Regions from separate parts of the Homo sapiens genome. Here region 1 is linked to region 2. A link is an interaction called in ENCODE POLR2A ChIA-PET data of the cell type or tissue named here. Cell type or tissue: GM12878. All regions are shown on one strand.

Region 1 (5,000 bases), 110 kb after region 2:
CGAAATAGGTCTTTTGTGGGTTTTTTCGAGACAGAGTCTCACTCTGTCACCCAGGTTGGAGTGCAGTGGCACGATCTCAGCTCACTGCAATCTCTGCCTCCTGGGTTCAAGTGATTCTTGTGCCTCAGCCTCCTGAGTAGCTGGGATTACAGGCGTGCATCATCACGCCCAGCTAATTTTTGTATTTGTAGTGGAGACAGGGTTTCTCCCTGTTGGCCAGGGTGATCGCAAACTCCTGGCCTCAAGTGATCCACCCGCCTCAGCCTCCCAGAGTGCTAGGATAGTCACCACACCTGGCCAGAAGTAGATCTAAGGAGCATTCTTTTGGAAGAAAACCAAGTGGTTTTAGTAATGAAACCGTCAACGAGCTGTACTGAGAAAAACATAAAAGCTTTATGGGCTCTCTTTTTTTTTTTTTTTTTTTTGAGACAGAGTCTTACTCTGTCACCCAGGCTGGAGTGCAGTGACGCAGTCTCGGCTCCCTTTAGCCTCCACCTCCTGGGTTCAAGTGATTCTCATCCCCCAGCCTCCTGAGTAGCTGGAATTACAGGCATCTGCCACCATGCCTGGCTAATTTTTATATTTTTAGTAGAGACAGGTTTTGTCATGTTGGCCAGGCTGGTCTCAAACTCCTGACCTCAGGCGATCTGCCTGCCTTGGCCTCCCAAAGTGCTGGGATTATAGGCGTGAGCCACTGCACCTGGCCTCTCTGTCTTATTTAAAAAAAAATTGTTGACTATGGAGTCCTGTACAGTGGTTGAGTACTATAAATACTTGTATTTTAAGTTATCAGAATCTTACCTTTATCGTAGAGTCTGTAAGTTTGGTGCCTTTTGTTGTTGTTGTTGTTGTTTTGTTTTCTGTTGTTGTGAGATGGAATTTCACTCTGTCGTCCAGGCTGGAGTGCAGTGGCGTGATCTCAGCTCACTGCACACCTCCGCCTCCCGGGTTCAAGTGATTCTCCTGCCTCAACCTCCCGTGTAGCTGGGGATACAGGTGCGTGCCACCATGCCTGGCTAAGTTTTTATATTTTTAGTAGAGAGGGTGTCACCATGTTAGCCAGGATGGTCTCAATCTCCTGCGTGATCCACCCACCTCGGCCTCCCAAAGTGCTGGGATTACAGGCATGAGCCACCGCATCCAGCAGAGTCTGTAATTTTTACCTAAACTTCCATTTTTTAGGGATCATTGCTGTGATTGATACATACTAAGTTGCTCATCTCAAAAATGTATTAACCTTCGTTGAATTACAGACTGTATACCTTCTCACTTGTATGGTTTTTTTATTTTTTGAAACAGAGTCTCCCTCTGTTGCCCAGGCTGGAGGCTGAGGCAGGAGAGTGGCGTGAACCTGGGAGGCAGAGCTTGCAGTGAGCCGAGATTGTGCCACTGCACTCCAGCTTAGGCGACAGAGCGAGACTCCGTCAAAAAAAAAAAAAAGAAAAAAAAGAGAGAGAAACCAGTATCTAGGAGCTAGGTGTGCTTATTGCTATTGAGGAGTCATTGTTTTTAGACTTTTTCGTGGATGAAACTAGGAGATTTTTTTTGTTAAAAAATGAGTTCACATTGACATCTTCAATTCAAATATACTATTAAAAGATCTTTTCTCATCTTATTTTAAACATGTATTTCTTCTCTCTTAACCAAATTTTTAGTTCCTAAAAACATTATTCACTGATTTGTTTTATTTTTATAATACTCATAAAATAATAAGAACCCTACAGTATAATATTACTACTATGTTACTAATGATAAAACCATTGAATAAAATTTAAGATTTGCAATTCTTTTACCCTTTAAATGTATCTCTCTAAACCCACACAGTAAGAATATTGTGTTCAAAAGTCAGTGGGGCCAGGCGCGATGGCTCATGCTTGTAATCCCAGCACTTTGGGAGGCCGAGGCAGGCAGATCACTTGAGTGAGGTCAGGAGTTCGAGACCATCCTGTCCAACATGGTGAAACCCTATCTGTACTAAAAATACAAAAATTAGCCAGGCATGGTGGTGCACGTCTCTAATCCCAGCTACCTGGGAGACTGTGACAGAATTGCTTGAACCTGGGAGGCAGAGGTTGCAGTGAGCCAAGATCTCACCACTATACTCCAACCTTGACAGAGTGAGACTCCGCCTCCAAAAAATAAAAAAACGGTCAGTGGGAAGATTTATTCTAGTTCACCCTTTCCCTGAAGGTGCAATATTTTTAAAACGGCAAGCTTACATAAGATCTCAGTTCCAATCTTTTTGTTTGGGTTTTTTGGTTTTGTTTGAGACAGTCTTGCTGTCACCCAGGCTGGAATGCAGTGTTGTGATCTCAGCTCACTGCAGCCTCAACCTCCCAGGCTCAAGCAGTCCTCCCGCCTCACCCTCCTGAGTAGCTGGGACCACAGGCATGTGCCACCACATCCGGCTAATTTTATTTTTTGTAGAGACAAGGTCTCACTATGTTGCCTAGGCTGATCTCAAACTCCTGAGATCAAAGGATCCTCCCACCTCAGCCTCCCAAAAGTGCTGGCATTACTGGGCTTAATGGCACTATGTGGTAAAACCCATGTGTTATTGAGACTGGCAAAACATGCCACAGTTACCTATTAATAGTTCAAGCTCACTATTCTGGGTTTTAGTTCCCTCTAGGGATTTCCCTTACTTCTTATGTTCAGCTATACATTTAAAATGATGTATATTATTTTTCATCCTGTATTTTTTTTTTTGAGACGGAGTTTCGCTCTTGCTGCCCAGGCTGCCATGCAATGGCGCGATCTCGACTCACTGCAACCTCCACCTCCCGGGTTCAAGTGATTCTCCTACCTCAGCCTCCTGAGTATCTGGGATTACAGGCATGCGTCACTGTGCCCAACTAATTTTTGTATTTTCAGTAGAGACGGCGTTTTTCCATGTTGGTCAGGCTGGTCTCGAACTCCTGACCTCGTGATCCGCCTGCCTCAGCCTCCTAAAGTGCTGGGATTACAGGTGCTAGCCACCATGCCCAGCCATATATTTTTAGTCTCAAAAAATATGAAATACAGGCCAGGTGCGGTAGCTCAAAGCCTGTAATCCCAGCACTTTGGGAGGTGGAGGCAGGCAGATCACTTGAGGCCAAGAGTTCAAGACCAGCCTGGCCAACATAGCAAAACCCCATCTCTACTAAAATACAAAAATTAGCTGGACGTGGTGGCACATGCCTGTAATCCTGACTACTCAGGAGGCTGGGGCACGAGAATCGCTTGAACCTGGGAGGTGGAGGTTGCAGTGAGCCGAGATCACACCTCTGCACTCCAGCCTGGGTGACAGAGCGAGACTGTCTCAAAATAAATAAATAAGAGATGCATTTATCAACATAGAAAAAATCTAAAACAATAATGCTATGTGAAAAAAACAAATTGAAGATAAATATATATGATATAATATTTATGTATTTATGTAGTGCAAAATAATAGTGTATATTACCTATGGATATATGCACATATCATAAAAATGCAAAAGCACGTATGGAAATAATACCAAGTTCAGGGTAGAAATCTCTAGCGAGACGAAGAAGGGAAATAGGACTTATTAGGTGTTCATGGGGGCTTCAATTATATTTATTTTGTTTTAATAAACTCAGTGGCATGCAATGGGTGTCATTATGTTTTATATGCCTAACATAGTTTATAATTTAAATTGTTTGTATAAATTATCTTTATTTTACAGTTAAATGATACAAGGTAAAATATGTTTCAAAAAATCTTACATAAAAATCTAAGTTGTTATTGTTGCTAGTTCATTTACCTTTCCACCTTTCTTTACAGTATGCTAAAAATGAGGGAATATTGATGCCACATTAATACCTGATACCGAAATTAAACCACCTTTTCTTTATATGAAATCTAGCATATAACTTCTATTTCTAGCAATGTTCTGCATTTCTAAGTTTTGAAATTAATTTTTCACATGCTGTTATCACTCATCTATTAATCATTCCCAGTGAGATGCTTGTATGTACTGTCACTGACACTAAAGAGTGATACATATTGTTAAAAATGAAATATCACTCTTTTCATTATTCTCTGTATAGGCCTCAGCTGCCTAGTGACCTACTAATGTTAGAATTAAATGACCCTGTCATCTTTTCCAGATAAATGCGGTACGTGCAATAGTTCCTAATAAGAGCAACAATGAAATTATCCTGGTTTTGCAGCACTTTGATAACTGTGTGGACAAAACAGTACAAGCATTCATGGAAGGTAATCCTGACTTAATTTTAAAAATAAATTTATATTTGCTCAAATAGAATTTGCTTCAGACTTTTATAACATTCAGCAATCCAGTGATTCATAGATGATAGAGCAGACCCCATGAAAACATAACATACCATGACATTTGACGATACCTCTTTCAGCTGAAATAAGCTATGTGGTGTCTATAATAAGAGATAAGCTGAGAAAACTCCATTGTTTCACGCTAAATGTTCTCTAATGGTATTTAAGAGGAAATCATGTGGCCAGTGGTATAAGGGACTTGATTGGACTTGGGTTGAATAAGAATTTAAGAGACTCTTAATAACAAAGCAGTGATTCAGTGGCTCACCAACAGATGGCAAATTCAAGGACTCAGTATTGTCTTCCGGATTCTAATATCGTTAGTTTGGCTGTGGCAAGTGACTCAAATGTGTGGGTTTGAATTTCCTTATCTAATACGTAGAAGAATGGCAGGCTTAGTCAACCCTTCAGATTTATAACATTGAGAAGTGTTTTATGAACCTTCCTTCCATGTAACCTGTTGGAGAAAAACTATCTGAAGCTATTGCGTCTTTGAATAGCAACATGAGGTTAGGTCTCCCTGTTTTTATTTTCCTGAATCTGCCAACATAGGATGCACAAGTTTGAATGTTGTAAAGTTTTTCTTTATCTTCATCTTTTTAAAAAATAATGTTAGTGTTTTGGTCTAGGGTAATGTGCAGCTGTCTCCAAAACAACATAGCCAAGGTGGGTGTGTAACTGGAGGGGAAAGGATGGCACACTTG
Region 2 (5,000 bases):
ACATAAGTTGAAGGCTGGGTGCGGTGGCTCACGCCTGTAATCCCAGCACTTTGGGAGGCCGAGGCGGGCAGATCACTTGAGGTCAGGAGTTCAAGAGCGGTCTGGCCAACATGGCGAAACCTCATCTCTACTAAAAATACAAAAATTAGCCGGGTGTGTTGGTGCATGCCTGTAATCCCAGTTACTCAGGAGGCTGAGGCAGGAGAATCACTTGAACCTGGCAGGCGGAGGTTGCAGTGGGCCGAGATTGTGCCACTGCATTCCAGCCTGGGAAACAGCGAGGATCTGTCTCAAAAAAAAAAAAAAAAAAAAAAAAAAAGGCATAGGTTGATTGGAGGTTTTGGGGGATCTCCAAGGGTTACACAGGGATTCTTAGCAGTCCAAATCCTATAATAAATAACAACCTTGGATTGCTGGTAAGAAGGATGATTTTTACATTACTTAATTAACAAGATGTATGATTGCAAGTTGTGGAGTGTGTGTGTGTGTGTGTGTGTGTGTGTGTGTGTGTGTGTGTGTGTGTGTGTGTGGTGGTAGTGGTCTTTAGAATTTGCTAAAGGGTATTAGGACGGAGGAGAAGGATGTTTGTGATGAGGCCATTATATGATTGTGAATGAGCCAGGATAGATAAGTAAATATCTTTTGTACTTGAAGATGCTGCCAATGATATTACTTCTTACTGACCTGGATAGGACTGAAAAGACCAATTTGTAAAAGCTGCAGTCTTTCCTATTTTAAATAACTTGCTTTTGTTTTAAGGCTACCCTCTGTAGTTGAGCAGTACTTTTCCTTACATTATCCACTTGGTCTCTGATCATAGCATGTCAGTGTGGTTAGCCCACTGCTGGCTCTTCCTGGCCTACTGTTAAAAATGATTCAAAATGTACATTAGTGTGTGGCAGAAGTGACTCTTCTGCTTACCTTGTTTGGATATCTAGTTACATTTTTATAGTAAATTGCTCTTGTAATCTACCTGCATGTCCTGCAGGAGCCCTTTGTATAGCATGCCTTCATAAGAAGCTTTGTGACATGTGATGAAAACAGTGAAACTCATCTGTAACTAATGTAATGACGGGAAGTTAATGTATTGTAGCTGAATGGTAGGTGGGACATAACACTGCAGATGAAGCCAGCCATGTAGCTTAAACTTCTTTTTTTTTGAGACAGGGTCTTGCTCTGTCTCCTAGGCTGGAGTGCAGTGGCACAATCTTGGCTTACTGCAACCTCCACCTCCCAGGGCTTAAGTGATCCTCCTGCCTCAGCCTCCCAAGTAGCTGGGAATGCAGGTGCTCACCATCTGGTACTGCTAATTTTTAAATAGAGACAGGGTCCAGGCTGGTCTCAAACACCTGGCCTCAAATGATCCTTCTGTCTTGGCCTCCCAAAATGCTTGGATTACAGGCATGAACCACTGCACCTGGCCTGATTTTTTTTTTTTTTTTTTTTTTTTTTTAAGATGGAGTTTCACTCTGTCGCCCATGCTGGAGTGCAGTGGTGCAATCTTGGCTCACTGCAACCTCCGCCTCCCAGGTTCAAGTGATTCTCCTGCCTCAGCCTCCCGAGTAGCTGGGATTACAAGTGCCCGCCACCACGCCCAGCTAATTTTTTGTATTTTTAGTAGAGACGGGGTTTCACCATGTTGACCAGGCTGGTCTTGAACTCCTGACCTCAGGTGATCCGCCTGCCTCGGCCTCCCAAAGTGCTGGGATTACAGGCCTGAGCTATCACGCCCGCCCCTGATTTTTTTTAAGTCAGAGTCTTGCTTCGTCGCTCAAGTTGGAGTGCAGTGATGTGATCATGGCTCATTGCAGCCTCCAGATCCTGGGCTCAAGTGATCCTCCCACCTCAGTCTCCCTAGTAGCTGGGAGTACAGGCTCGTACCACCATGCCCTGCTAATTTTTAAATTTTTTATAGAGACAGGGTCTTGCTATGTTTCCTAGGCTGGTCTTGAATTCCTGGCCTCAAGCAGTCCATTGGCTTTGGCCTCTCAAAGTGCTGAGATTACAGGTGTGAACCATTGTACCTGGCCGGTGTTTTGTTGATTTTTTTTTTTTTTTTTTTTTTTTTTGAGACGGAGTCTCACTCTGTCGCCCAGGCTGGAGTGCAGTGGTGCGATCTCAGCTCCACTGCAACCTCTGCTGTCCGGATTCAAGCAATTCTCCTGCCTCAGCCTCCTGAGTAGCTGGGATTACAGGCTCCTGCCACTGTGCCTGGCTAATTTTTGTATTTTCAGTAGAGACAGGTTTCACCATCTTGGCCAGTTTGGTCTTGAACTCCTGACCTTGTGATCCGCCTGCCTTGGTTTCCCAAAGTGCTGGGATTACAGGCATGAGCCACCTCACCCAGCCCAGTGTTTCGTTAATCTTATCAGCACACAGGAGGTTTTCTTTCTTCTTTTTTTTGTTCATCTAGAATATACACACTGAATACACTAGGTTTGTTGAAATGTCTAATTTCTTAAGTTGATAATGCTTTAAACAAAGCTTAGTTGGTTAATGTTTTTCACCTCTGTTATTACTCAAAGGTTGTATTGTATCTAGGAATTTTAAAAGTTGATATTTGGCATTTGTCATTAGCCTACCAGTCCATAATGTTATGATGATCCTATAAATTAGACTATAGGATATTATTATATGATATTATTGTAATTTGGGAGCACAGGGAACAATGCGTAACAACGACTACTAAATGTGTGTTCGGTCTCTAGCCTGATGAAAAAGCTTCTGAAAAAAGGAAGGATATTTGATACTTTCATCCTGATTACTTGTTACCTGAAATCTTAACATTTCAGCAACATTAAGTAGGATTATATTCAATTTTTATATGATTACATTTTTCATTGGGCAGTAAAGCTGAGAACACATCATCCTTTCACACTGTACGGGCTAATTATTTCCATTGTGAAATAGCCCCAAGTATATTATTAACCTTTTTGGTAGCTGAAGTTTCTGATGCCTGAAATGTGTATCTACTGAATGGCGTTAGTTATGATCAGGCCAGTATTGATAGTATAGTTATAATATTTCTATATATAATATGATCAGGCCAATATTGATAGTATAGTTATTTCTATGTATAATATTTCCAATATTTTTCTTTTAACTTATTAAAATAGGGAAGCTGTATGAGATGTTAGTTAAAAGCACAAGCCATTGAGTACACAAATCTGGCTTTGAATCTACTCCCCTACCTACTCCCTTGGTCAAGTCATTTAATTTCTCTGAGCCTATGTTTCTGTATCTGTAAAATGGATGCAGTAGTAATCCTACTATAGAGTTGTCATGATTGTTGCATTTTGTTTTATTTTATTTATTTATTTTTTGAGACAGAATCTTGCTCTTGACACCCAGGCTGGAGCACAATGGCACGATCTTGGCTCACTGCCACCTCCAGCTCCAGGGTTCAAGCGATTCCCCTGCCTCAGCCTCCTGAGTAGTTGGGATTATAGGTGCTCGCCACCATGCCTGGCTAATTTTTGTATTTTTAGTAGAGATGGGGTTTCACCATGTTGGCCAGGCTGGTCTCAAACTCCTGACCTGATGATCTGCCCGCCTCGGCCTCCCAAAGTGCTGGGATATTTATTTTGAGTTAATGTTTATTTTATTTTATTTTATTTTATTTTATTTTATTTTATTTTATTCTTCTTTTGAGACGGAGTCTCACTCTGTCACCCAGGCTGGAGTGCAGTGGCTCGAACTCGGCTCACTGCAACCTCCGCCTCCCGGGATCAAGCGATTGTCCTGCCTCAGCCTCCTGAGTAGCTGGGACTACAGGCGCATGCCTCCACGCCCGGCTAATTTTTTGTATTTTTTAGTAGAGACGGGTTTCACCGTTTTAGTCAGGATGATCTCTATCTCCTGACCTCATGATCTGCCCGCCTTGGCCTCCCAAAGTGCTGGGATTACAGGCATGAGCCACCACGCCCGGCCAATTTTATTTTTTTTTTGAGACAGGGTCTAGCCCTGTCGCCTAGGCTACAGTGCAGTGGCATGATCATGGCTTACTGCAGCCTCGACCTGCTGGGGTCAGGCAATCCCCTTGCCTCTGTCTCCCAAGTAGCTGGGACTACAGGTGGATGCCATCATGCCTGGCTAATGTAAAAATTTTTTGTAGAGACAGGATCTTGCTATGTTGCATAGGCTGGTCTTGAACTCCTAGGCTCAGCTATCCTCTGGCCTCAGCCTCCCAAAGTGCTGGGATTATAGGCATGAGCCTCTGTGCCCATCAGATTTTATTTTATTATTTTTATTTTATTTTATTTTATTTTTGAGATGGAGTCTCCCTCTGTCGACCAGGCTGGATCGCAGTGGTGCGATCTCGGCTCACTTCAACCTCTGCCTCCCGGGTTCAAGTGATTCTTCTGCCTCAGCCTCCTCAGTAGCTGGGATTACAGGCATGTGCCACCATGCCCTGCTAATTTTTAAAAATATTTTTAGTAGAGACAGGGTTTCTCCATGTTGGTCAGGCTGGTCTTGAACTCCTGACCTCATGATCCACCCACCTCGGCCTCCCAAAGTGCTGGGATTACAGGTGTGAGCCACTGCGCCTGGCCCCAGATTTTATTTTTGAGTTGAAATTCATATAACATAAAATTAACTGGCCGGGCATAGTGGCTCACGCCTGTAATCCTAGCACTCTGGGAGGCTGAGGTGGGTGGATCACGAGGTCAGGAGATCGAGACCATCCTGGCTAACATGGTGAAACCCCGTCTCTACTAAAAATACAAAAAAATAATTAGCCGGGCATGGTAGCGGGTGCCTGTAGTCCCAGCTACTCAGGAGGTTGAGGCAGGAGAATGGCGTGAACCCGGGAGGCAGAGGTTGCAATGAGCCGCGATCACGCCACTGCACTCCAGCATGGGTGACAGAGCGAGAATCCGTCTCAAAAAAAAAAAAAAAAAAGAAAACAAAAATTAACCGTTTTATGTCCTACAACCATCACCTCTATCTAGTTCAATTTTTTTTTTTTTTTTTTGGACGGAGTCTTGCTCTGTTGCCCA

Evidence for each region. ChIA-PET counts read pairs that join two places held together with the same protein. Peaks named below come from ENCODE experiments on the same cell type or tissue, not always from the same donor. Only the 100,000 strongest peaks of a DNase experiment are listed, where the experiment ranks them.
Region 1: POLR2A ChIA-PET joins it to region 2 with 8 read pairs; 14 of 35 experiments call an interaction of 5 or more read pairs at or near these places.

The regions. Positions count from the first base shown.
Region 1 is chr12:49,485,353-49,490,352 of GRCh38, forward strand. SPATS2 (spermatogenesis associated serine rich 2) reads left to right here. Exons shown (of 14, transcript NM_023071.4): 5 at 4,113-4,221. Among named protein-coding and RNA genes, the nearest start is that of KCNH3, 51 kb to the right of the region's middle. In GM12878, no CTCF peak of the experiment used is centred here; a DNase peak (open chromatin) is centred at 2,509.
Region 2 is chr12:49,374,667-49,379,666 of GRCh38, forward strand. All of the region lies in intron 2 of SPATS2 (spermatogenesis associated serine rich 2), which reads left to right. Among named protein-coding and RNA genes, the nearest start is that of SPATS2, 9.7 kb to the left of the region's middle. In GM12878, no CTCF peak of the experiment used is centred here; no DNase peak of the experiment used is centred here.